Regions from separate parts of the Homo sapiens genome. Here region 1 is linked to region 2. The links are chromatin loops, found by intact Hi-C in ENCODE. Cell type or tissue: transverse colon. All regions are shown on one strand. Links, peaks and the distances in the headings refer to the core of each region. The heading gives the core; the rest is flanking DNA.

Region 1 (5,365 bases), core at 211-5,210, 110 kb before region 2:
CTTCTAGCCTCTTGCACATCCTAGCATAGGGAGAGAGTGGGATTAATATCTCCCCATCTTTCATACGCAAAATGGTGGCCGCCCTCTCAGAGAGGCCAAGCCATGCCATGGGGGTGGAATGGAGACCAGGTCCTGAGGGCTTTGGGGAGGAGAGACCCTGACCCTGCACCTCTGACCTGTGTGTGGGCCCGTGCCCAGGGTGCCTCGTCCAGCCTGGTGGTGAAGTTTGCTGACACTGAGAAGGAGCGAGGTCTCCGCCGCATGCAGCAGGTGGCCACCCAGTTGGGCATGTTCAGCCCCATCGCCCTCCAGTTTGGAGCCTACAGCGCCTACACCCAGGCCGTGAGCACTGCCCCTGATGCCGGGCCAGCCCTCCTGACCCCCTGTATCTTGCCCCCACCCTCCCGATGCCAAGGCCCCGGGCTGGGAGGGAGCCAGGCTTGGGCACAGGGGGCCTGCCCCACTCTCCTCTCCCCTCCCCCCAGCTGATGCAGCAGCAGGCGGCCCTGGTAGCGGCTCACAGTGCCTACCTCAGCCCCATGGCCACCATGGCTGCCGTGCAGATGCAGCACATGGCTGCCATCAATGCCAATGGCCTCATCGCCACCCCCATCACCCCATCCTCAGGTATGGCCTGGGCAAGGCCGGGCAAGGGAGCTAAGCATGGTAGGGGTAGGGAGGGGCACAGGGCATTGCTCAGGGAAGCCTCGGGGTCTGGGAGGGACTCAGGGGTCAGAGAGGCCTGCTTCCTCCCCTCTGCCCACAGACTTGCTGACTGGTTCTCTGCCTGTGTGTGTGTCTGCTCCTCTGCTCTCTCCCTGTCGCTTTCTCCTCCCCAGGAACCAGCACCCCTCCTGCCATCGCTGCCACGCCTGTCTCTGCCATTCCGGCTGCCCTGGGCGTCAACGGCTACAGCCCGGTGCCCACCCAGCCCACTGGGCAGCCTGCCCCTGATGCTCTGTATCCCAACGGGGTTCACCCCTACCCAGGTGGGACTCTCTGCCTGCCCACTCCGTCCCAGCAACCATCTAAACCACCACTCCCATTAGGGAGGCAGGACACACCTTCCCTCCCAGCTTTGGGGGTACAGGTGCTTCCTCCTGCCCTGCCATCCTGGGCGGGGATGATCCTTCCTGTTGGGCTCGGCCAGGAAGCTGAGGTGTAGAGCAGTGAAGCGACCTGTCCAGGGTTGCAAGACAGTCAGACCCAAGTCTTCCTAACGCTGGGCTCTTTCCCCTCTTCCCACTGCTTTGTGCATTTCTGCCTTCTCACTTCACACCCCATGCCCAGAGAAGCTCTGCTCCCCACCTGCCTGGCCTCGGCCCAGAGGCCCAGAGAGGCACTGAGGGCCCCCACTGTGTGCCAGGTCCACGCTCATAGTCTGTGCTGCTCTCCCCAGCCCAGAGCCCCGCGGCCCCCGTGGACCCCCTGCAGCAGGCCTACGCGGGGATGCAGCACTACACAGGTGAGGCGCCCTAGCCAGGGCCCCTGCTCAGGTGGGAGAGGTGGCAGGAGGAAAAGAGGCCCAGTAACTGGGTCTGGGCTTCTTGGCTCCCTGCCAATCACCCTCTTCAGGCTTTACTGACAAGCCCAACTGTGGGGAGGGGTCTTTAAGGGCAGCACACCCAGGGGTCTGAGGCAGCTCCTTCCCTGACCACCTCTCAGCCCTGCAGGTGCCACTGGCCTGGGCTAGGGGAAGGGAGACAGGGTTGGCTGGGAGGGCTCAAGAAGTCAGGGAAGCCCCATCAGCCTCTCTCTTCTCCCCACCCCAGCAGCCTACCCAGCAGCCTACAGCCTGGTTGCACCTGCGTTCCCGCAGCCTCCAGCCCTGGTCGCCCAGCAGCCCCCACCACCACCTCAACAGCAGCAGCAGCAGCAGCAGCAGCAACAGCAGCAGCAGCAAAGAGAAGGTGCTGGCTGGGGCCTTGGGAGACAGGAATGCCCTCGTTATGGGCTTGGGGACTCCCTGTCACCCCGCGCTGAGCCCAGCTCTTGCCCACGTGTCAGGATGAAAGCAAGTGGGGAGGGAGTGGCCGGAGACTTGGCCCACACTGTCAAGGACTGGGACTGGAGGGCACTCCCAGGATCTGCTTTCCCTGGGACATTTGCTTCTGGGGTGTGTGCCTCCCAGTCACTGAGCTCTTTCTTCTGTCTCTGTCGCCACCCAGGCCCTGATGGCTGCAACATCTTCATCTACCACCTGCCCCAGGAGTTCACTGACTCAGAGATCCTCCAGATGTTTGTCCCCTTTGGCCACGTCATCTCAGCCAAAGTCTTTGTTGACCGAGCCACCAATCAAAGCAAATGTTTTGGTAAGAATATGATATGGCACATTTTTTGCCATACTCCAAATCAGGACAAGGTCTAATATATTTGAAGGCATTTATGGTCACAGTGGACCCAGTATTTGAAATACTGATTATCCAAGAGTACAAAAGAGCCATTTTGACACACCCAACATGCCACACCCAGCTGCTGCCTCGGCCCATCTCTTCTTCCTTCAGCGTTTCTCTTAAAAACTGGCCAAATTCATGTCCCATGAGGTCTGAAATAGGCTTATGGTCTGGGGATGTTTGGTTTGCAAAAGGTGGGCTTGGGGAGTCGGTTTTAGCTGCCTTCACATCTTTGAAAGTCTTCCTCAGGGGAGAAAGGGAATGTTCTTCTCTGCTTCAGAAGCCATTTAGGGTCTGGAAGTGGCCGTTTTCAAAGGGCAGGCTCAGAGCTATCCAGGCAGAGGAAGGGGTCACTGGCACAGAATGCTGGGAAGAATGTGGTAGTTGGAGTGGCTGGACTGGATTCATCCATTCAACCCATCAATCAACAAATTCCTAAGGAATGCTGCTATGTGGCAGGCAGCTTTCTAGGCATTTGGGACACTTGGGAGACACAGGGTAGTGCCAGAGGTCTCCTAAGCACGGAAGAGCGAGGTGGGGCTGGGCCGGGCCTTATGCCCCTCTCACCCCAGGCTTTGTGAGTTTCGACAATCCGGCCAGTGCCCAGGCTGCCATCCAGGCCATGAATGGCTTCCAGATCGGCATGAAGCGCCTCAAAGTCCAGCTAAAGCGGCCTAAGGATGCCAACCGGCCCTACTGAGGGCCCCCAGGTGGGTCCCGCTCCGTTGTGGCCTCCCTCCCCAGCTTCACACACTGCAGCCAGGGCCCTCGATTGGACTACACCCCCAACCCCTGTCCTCCACCACCCTCAGGGATGCCCACCCCACCCTTGACCCTGGGCACTTGAAGCAGGGGGCTGGGGCAGCTCCCTCAGCTGTTTTTCAATAATCTGAGTCACTCTCTCTCTCTCTCTCTCTCTCACACACACACACCCTCCGTGACCCCAGAAAGAGCCAAGTCTTTGTATATATGTGTCCACTCCCTGGACCTTCCACAATATCTGGTCTCGTTTGTCTGGTCAGTGTCCATGTCTGTGTGTGTCTCTTTCTGGTTTTCCTTCGGGTTAGAGTGGAATTAGGGGAACAGGACTGGAGGATTAAGGGGTTGGCTGAGGGTGCCAGAGGGCCCTAGAATCCTTGGCTCCTAGAATCTCTGTTGTCCTGAGAAGTGAGGACATCAGCCCTGGTTTCCCTGGACTTCAGGTGATTTTTCCCATGTAGCAGCAGACCCATGGGGCAGCAGAGTGCACAGGACAGACTGGGGGAGCCCATTTTCAGGCCTCTTGGGAGTTGCTCTGGTTTAGGTGGAAGAGGTTGAAATGTCGCGCCGCCTGTGAAGTTTACTTAGGTCTCCTCCACCCCATTGCTGGCCACCACCTCAACCTCATGGCCACAGAGCTGTGAGCCTTGGTTACTTTCGCACTGTTTAATCTCCTTTGGACCAAACCCTTGAGAAAACACAACCCAAGAAAAATACCCACATTTTCTGTTTCTCCCCTTTCCCCCCAATCCTGGCTGCTTAACTCCCCCAACCCTGGGGGCCCCCCCAGCCCAGGGCCCGTGTCCATTGTCGGCCGAAGCCCCCATCCCCGGACCCCTGCTCCGGGCCCCTGTAAGTTGCATGGAACGAGCGTGTTGTCTTTGGAGCCGATTGTTTGTTCTTTGGGGAGGGGCCGCGGAGGGAAGCACCCCCAAGCCCAAGGTCAGGGCCGGGGGCAGCTCGCGGGACGTGCTTGGTCTACAGTGGTTGGTGACTGTGGTCTGTGTTCTGTGCATTTCTCTTGCTTTCTGTGTTCCTTTCCAAAAAGGAATGAGAGCACTAACTGGGGGCCGGGGGTGGTCTCACCCCATGAGACTCCATCCCTGAGCCGTGACCTGGGCTCTGCCCTGGCCTTCTCTGCGGGTGTTCCCTTTCTTTTTCCAGGTGTCTGTCTCTTACACGCACCCCCTTCTCTGTCTCTCTCTCGATTTCTCTGCCTGCCTGTCTGTTGTCATCTCTTTGCCTCTCTCCCCCTCCAGTCTTTATTTTTCTCATGGGCTATCTATTTCCTTCCTAATACCGTTTGGTTTCCTGTATGGTTTGCCCCCTCCCTCCTGTCTCCTCTATCCCTGCTCTCATGGCTGGGGGTGGGGGCAGATGGGTCCGTTTGGACTGAGGCCTGATGATCTGCCTTCCTCAGGCAGCCCCATCCTAGATGCTGTCACTCACCCCAGCCCCCTCCCCTCCCCCAGAGCCCGTGATCCGCATCGGGGGTCTCTTCCCCATGCTTCACCCATGTTTCTTCCTTCACAGGTCTGGAGATCCCAGAGGAAGGGGCGCCTCACACCCTCTTCCCACGACTGGCCCCGGCCCTCTCCGCACACCTGCCCTGGGCCTTGACTGGGTTCTGGGGCAAACGCTGCTTCGTGGCCCCCGGGGGCACAAGACACCGGCCCCTCCCACCCCCCTGCCTCTCTGAAGGGCCATGGCTATGCTTCCCTGGCTCCAAGGGCCCATTTCCTCCTAGATGCCCTTTTGGCCTTTGTGAGGGAGCGAGGAACAGGCTCGAAGGCTCCGGGGTATCTGCCTTCTGCTGGGCTCCTGTGACAGGCCTTCTGTACCCAGCGTTTGTACTTGCCTCCCCCAACAGTGGGCCTGTTCTACCCGTGCAGGCCCCAGGAGAGCCGCAGGGGCCTGCCACACACTCCCAGCTCACCCTCACCCCAGCCTCTTCCCCACATTAGGGGTTTCTTGGAAGCTGGCTCTCACTCCCCTCCACCCTCAGCTAGAGGTAGGATATCCCTGATTCCTGGGCTCCCAGCCCTAAAACTCACTGCCTCCCCCAAGGGCCCCCTCTAAGGAGGGTGTGGGGGAGCCCTGAGGGCTGCCTCTCTGCCAGTCAGCCACAGAGACCCTCCTCCTTTCACGAGGAAAAGACCTTCCCCTGAACCCCTAAAAATGTTTACAGTCTCTGCTGGTTCCCTCTGTGTAAA
Region 2 (5,365 bases), core at 95-5,094:
GTACTTGAGATTAGGGAGTGGTGATGACTCTTAACGAGCATGCTGCCTTCAAGCATCTGTTTAACAAAGCACATCTTGCACCGCCCTTAATCCATTTAACCCTGAGTGGACACAGCACATGTTTCAGAGAGCACAGGGTTGGGGATAAGGTCACAGATCAACAGGATCCCAAGGCAGAAGAATTTTTCTTAGTACAGAACAAAATGAAAAGTCTCCCATGTCTACTTCTATCCACACAGACCCGGCAACCATCCGATTTCTCAATTTTTTCCCCACCCTTCCCGCCTTTCTATTCCACAAAACTGCCATTGTCATCATGGCCCATCCCCAATGAGCCGCTAGGCACACCTCCCAGACGGGGTCGTGGCCGGGCAGAGGGGCTCCTCACTTCCCAGTAGGGGCGGCCGGGCAGAAGCGCCCCCCACCTCCCGGATGGGGCGGCTGGCCGGGCAGAGGGGTCCTCACTTCCCAGTAGGGGCGGCCGGGCAGAGGCGCCCCTCACCTCCCGGATGGGGCGGCCGGCCGGGCGGGGGGCTGACCCCCCCACCTCCCTCCCGGACAGGGCGGCTGGCCGACCCCCCCCCCCCCCGCCTCCCTCCCGGACGGGGCGGCTGGCCGGGCAGAGGGGCTCCTCACTTCCCAGTAGGGGCGGCCGGGCAGAGGCGCCCCTCACCTCCCGGACAGGGCGGCTGGCCAGGCGGGGGGCTGATCCCCCCACCTCCCTCCCGGACGGGGCGGCTGGCCGGGCGGGGGGCTGACCCCCCCCACCTCCCTCCCGGCCGGGGCGGCTGGCCGGGCGGGGGGCTGACCCCCCCACCTCCCTCCCGGACGGGGCGGCTGGCCGGGCAGAGGGGTCCTCACTTCCCAGTAGGGGCGGCCGGGCAGAGGCGCCCCTCACCTCCCGGACTGGGCGGCTGGCCGGGCGGGGGGCTGACCCCCCACCTCCCTCCTGGACGGGGCGACTGGCCGGGCAGAGGGGCTCCTCACTTCCCAGTAGGGGCGGCCGGGCAGAGGAGCCCCTCACCTCCCGGACGGGGCGGCTGGCCGGGCGGGGGGCTGACCCCCCCCACCTCCCTCCCGGACGGGGTGGCTGCCGGGCGGAGACGCTCCTCACTTTCCAGACGGGGTGGCTGCCAGGCGGAGGGGCTCCTCACTTCCCAGACGGGGTGGCTGCCGGACGGAGGGGCTCCTCACTTCTCAGACGGGGCGGTTGCTAGGCAGAGGGTTTCCTCACTTCTCAGACGGGGCAGCCGGGCAGAGACGCTCCTCACCTCCCAGACAGGGTTGCGGCCCAGCAGAGGCGCTCCTCACATCCCAGACAGGGCGGCGGGGCAGAGGTGCTCCCCACATCTCAGACGATGGGCGGCCGGGCAGAGACGCTCCTCACTTCCTAGATGGGATGGCGGCGGGGAAGAGGCGCTCCTCGCTTCCTAGATGGGATGGCGGCCGGGCAGAGACGCTCCTCACTTTCCAGACTGGGCAGCCAGGCAGAGAGGCTCCTCATATCCCAGACGATGGGGGGGCAGGCAGAGACGCTCCTCACTTCCCAGACGGGGTGGCGGCTGGGCAGAGGCTGCAATCTCGGCACTTTGGGGGGCCAAGGCAGGCGGCTGGGAGGTGGAGGTTGTAGCGAGCCGAGATCACGCCATTGCACTCCAGCCTGGGCACCATTGAGCACTGAGTGAACGAGACTCCGTCTGCAATCCCGGCACCTCGGGAGGCCGAGGCTGGCGGATCACTCGCGGTTAGGAGCTGGAGACCAGCCCGGCCAACACAGCAAAACCCCGTCTCCACCAAAAAAAAAACGAAAACCACTCAGGCGTGGCGGCGCGCGCCTGCAATCGCAGGCACTCGGCAGGCTGAGGCAGGAGAATCAGGCAGGGAGGTTGCAGTGAGCCGAGATGGCAGCAGTACCGTCCAGCTTTGGCTCGGCATCAGAGGGAGACCGTGGAAGGAGACCGTGGAGAGAGGGAGAGGGAGAGGGAGAGGGAGAGGGAGAGGGAGAGGGAGAGGGAGAGGGAGAGGGAGAGGGAGAGGGAGAGGGAGAGGGAGAGGGAGAGGGAGAGGGAGAGGGAGAGGGAGAGGGAGAGGGAGAGGGAGAGGGAGAGGGAGAGGGAGAGGGAGAGGGAGAGGGAGAGGGAGAGGGAGAGGGAGAGGGAGAGGGAGAGGGAGAGGGAGAGGGAGAGGGAGAGGGAGAGGGAGAGGGAGAGGGAGAGGGAGAGGGAGAGGGAGAGGGAGAGGGAGAGGGAGAGGGAGAGGGAGAGGGAGAGGGAGAGGGAGAGGGAGGAAATTTCATCCTGAGTCTATTGGAAAAGCAAGAAACCCTTTCGAGTAGCCTTGCATCAGCTTTCTCTCATGTCTCATGAGACAAAAGTATATCACATGATAATCTGCTAAACTAATCATTGGCCAAAAAAATGCCATGATTGACTTAAACTAATCAAAACTTACCCCTGGGTCAAAGAGTAGACCCATCCCAGTGTGAGGAGCTTGCCAGTGAATACCAGAACAAAACCGGGGGTCAAAGAAGGATGGGAGTGAGGGGGACAGGGGAGGATGGAGTTGGACAAGCAGCCAATTATATTCAATGCACTTCTCTTTAGTTTGTTCCCTCCAACTATAAACTACAGATGGAGAAATTTCAATAAATATGATTTTGCAGGACATGCTTATCAAAATTGTTTAATTAAAAAACAGTGAGACATGCTGGGCGTGGTGGCTCACACTTGTAATCCCAGCACTTTGGGAGGCCAAGGCGGGTGGATCACCTGAGGTCAGGATTTCAAGACCAGCCCGGCCAACATGGTGAAACTCCATCTCCACAAAAATACAAAAATTAGCCGGGCATAATGGCGGGTGCCTGTAATCCCAGCTACTCGGGAGGCTGAGGCGGGAGAATCGCTTGAACCTGGGAGACAGAGGTTGCAGTGAGCCGAGATCGCGCCACTGCACCCCAGCCTGGGTGACAGAGCAAGATTCCGTCTCAAAAAACAAAACAAAAGCAAAAACAGTGAGACACATGCTACAACATGGATGAACCTTGAAGACATTATACTAAATGAAAAAGCTAGTCACAAAACGACAAATATTGTATAACTCCTTTTATATAAGGTTCATAGAGTAGCCAGATTTATACAGACAGAAAGTAGAATGGCTGTTGCCAGAGGGAAGGAGGAGTGGGCAATGGAGAGTTGTTATTTAAGGAGTTCAGAGTTTCAGTTGGGGAGATGAAAAAGTTCTGGAGATAGATGGTGGTGTTGATTGCACAACAATGTGAATGTACTTAATGCCACAGAACTGTATGCTTAAAAATGGCTAAAATAGGCCGGGCACAGTGGCTCACGCCTGTAATCCCAGGACTTTGGGAGGCCGAAGCAGGCAGATCACGAGATCAGGAGATCGAGACCATCCTGGCTAACACAGTGAAACCCCATCTCTACTAAAAATACAAAAAATTAGCCGGGCGTGGTGGCGGGCGCCTGTAGTCCCAGCTACTCGGGAGGCTGAGGCACGAGAATGGCATGAACCTGGGAGGCGGAGCTTGCAGTGAGCCGAGATCCCGCCACTGCACTCCAGCCTGGGCAACAGAGCGAGACTCCGTCTCAGAAAAAAAAAAGGCTAAAATAGTAAATTTTATGTTATGTATATTTTTCCACGATAAAAAATGTTTAATACAATGGTGAGGCTATTTAAGATATAGAGCAAAAAAATTGTGCTAAACTTGAAAAAATTTTCACTAATAACCCTAATGTTGGGCTTTTGGGCTATTTTAATATGTGAGTGACAGCCATTTCCCAGCCTTAGCGATCACTTCTGTCCTACTCATGTGCCATCCTCTCCTCTTTCCTCAGACCCATGGTTGTTTTGACTAAAGCACAAGTCAAAAAATTCCACCCCCAAGGAACGCCCTGCAAGGGAGTCCCCAGCACGGAATGGAATCAACCATGACACCCACTTACCTTTCCCCTTGAAGGTGACCCTCACCTTTCTTCTTTTGTTGTGTAGTCATCCTTTTTCAATACAGCTGGCTATCCCCATATCCACGCCAAGAGCCTTTGGGACCAGGAGGCAGAGAGAGCCAAAGAGAAGCACAAGCACAGAGCACCAGCTGATACTGGCAGCTCTGGAAAAGTCTATTTACTGACAACACATATGTACTCATATGGACTGATCCCTCCGAAGTTTGCAGATGAGGCTAAGCTGTGGGGAGCAGTACAGAGAAGTGGCAGCCGTGTGTCCAACCTCAACACTCATTCATGGAGGGCCAGGTCATTCCACCTGAAGCTACCAAAGCCCCACACCATGTCCAATGCCCAGAGCGAGCAAGAGACCTATCCAATCCCATTACATAACCTTAAAATCAGAGGTCATCTATTCACATTTCAGCTACTCACTCCACACAGTCTTTTCTGAAAAAATCAGAGACTATAAAGACCTTCAACATTGCAACACCCACCACCCCTTTAACTCATGTCCCAGAGCTTAATCACACTATCAGAAAATTTCTCCTTACATGTCATCTTCTGGGATTAAAATAGATTCTAAACAGCCTCCATCAAATTTTGAATGATGTGTGCCCTCCAGTGCACAAACATTAAACATTAGCATTCAGTTCTCTGCGTTGAGCTCCTGATGCCAGGCAAGTGCCCCAGGGCTGCCTCATGGAGTGATTGTCTTTTGCTCAGTGATCCTGGTCAGCCACCTGGAAAAACACTCTGCTGGTTACAGGAAGGAGAACTTACTTCAGTTCTGCCAGCACTGACTGGGTCCCTACTACCTGCCAGGCACTGGGCCAGGGCTGCAGACATGAAGATGAATAATCAACCCCTTCCCTTAGGAATTCTCAGGCCTGGGGGAGAGGCAGACATGAAAACAAACAAGTAGTGTACATTGTGATAAGTTTTGTGCCAGCTGCTGTGGGAGCCCTGATAAGGGATGATTAACTCTGTCTGGGGATTCTCTGGGGAGTCAGAGAAGACTTCACCAAACAGATGTCATTTGAGTGGGGTTTTGAAGGATGACTAGGAGCTTCTCAGAAGGATAAGGCAGGGAAAAGAATTTCAGGCCGAAGGAAGCACACATGGAAAGGCAGAGAGGTGAAGAAGGACATGGTGTGTCTCAGAAACAACTGGCAAGGTAGCAGAGGTCCAGAAATGAGACTGAACGAGTAAAGCCACAGGCAGCTTAATCCCGACCATGACCCCTCCGTGGCCCAGGGAGAAGGAAGGCAAAAACAAATTGAAGTTCTAGTCCTATTGCTGCTGAGTAAGCAACACTATTTTTCTAGATGAAGATGATATCCTTAACTCTTTGTTCCATGAGTGTTCTAGATCTTCTACAAGATTATAATCTGCTAGTGAGAACT

Evidence for each region. A loop is a pair of places that touch in the nucleus more often than their neighbours do. Peaks named below come from ENCODE experiments on the same cell type or tissue, not always from the same donor. Only the 100,000 strongest peaks of a DNase experiment are listed, where the experiment ranks them.
Region 1: it touches region 2 in a loop (31-fold over the local background); 8 of 110 quality-filtered maps call a loop at or near these places.

Annotation. Positions count from the first base shown.
Region 1 is chr1:151,702,769-151,708,133 of GRCh38, reverse strand. CELF3 (CUGBP Elav-like family member 3) reads left to right here. Exons shown (of 13, transcript NM_007185.7): 6 at 199-342; 7 at 486-627; 8 at 840-989; 9 at 1,400-1,465; 10 at 1,773-1,910; 11 at 2,169-2,312; 12 at 2,966-3,103; 13 at 4,686-5,365. The coding sequence ends at 3,093. Among named protein-coding and RNA genes, the nearest start is that of CELF3, 11 kb to the left of the region's middle. RefSeq lists enhancers at 1,435-1,935, 1,936-2,436. In transverse colon, for the core only: no CTCF peak of the experiment used is centred there; a DNase peak (open chromatin) is centred at 2,183.
Region 2 is chr1:151,596,202-151,601,566 of GRCh38, reverse strand. No RefSeq gene overlaps it. Among named protein-coding and RNA genes, the nearest start is that of SNX27, 13 kb to the left of the region's middle. RefSeq lists a cis regulatory region at 4,575-5,325. In transverse colon, for the core only: no CTCF peak of the experiment used is centred there; no DNase peak of the experiment used is centred there.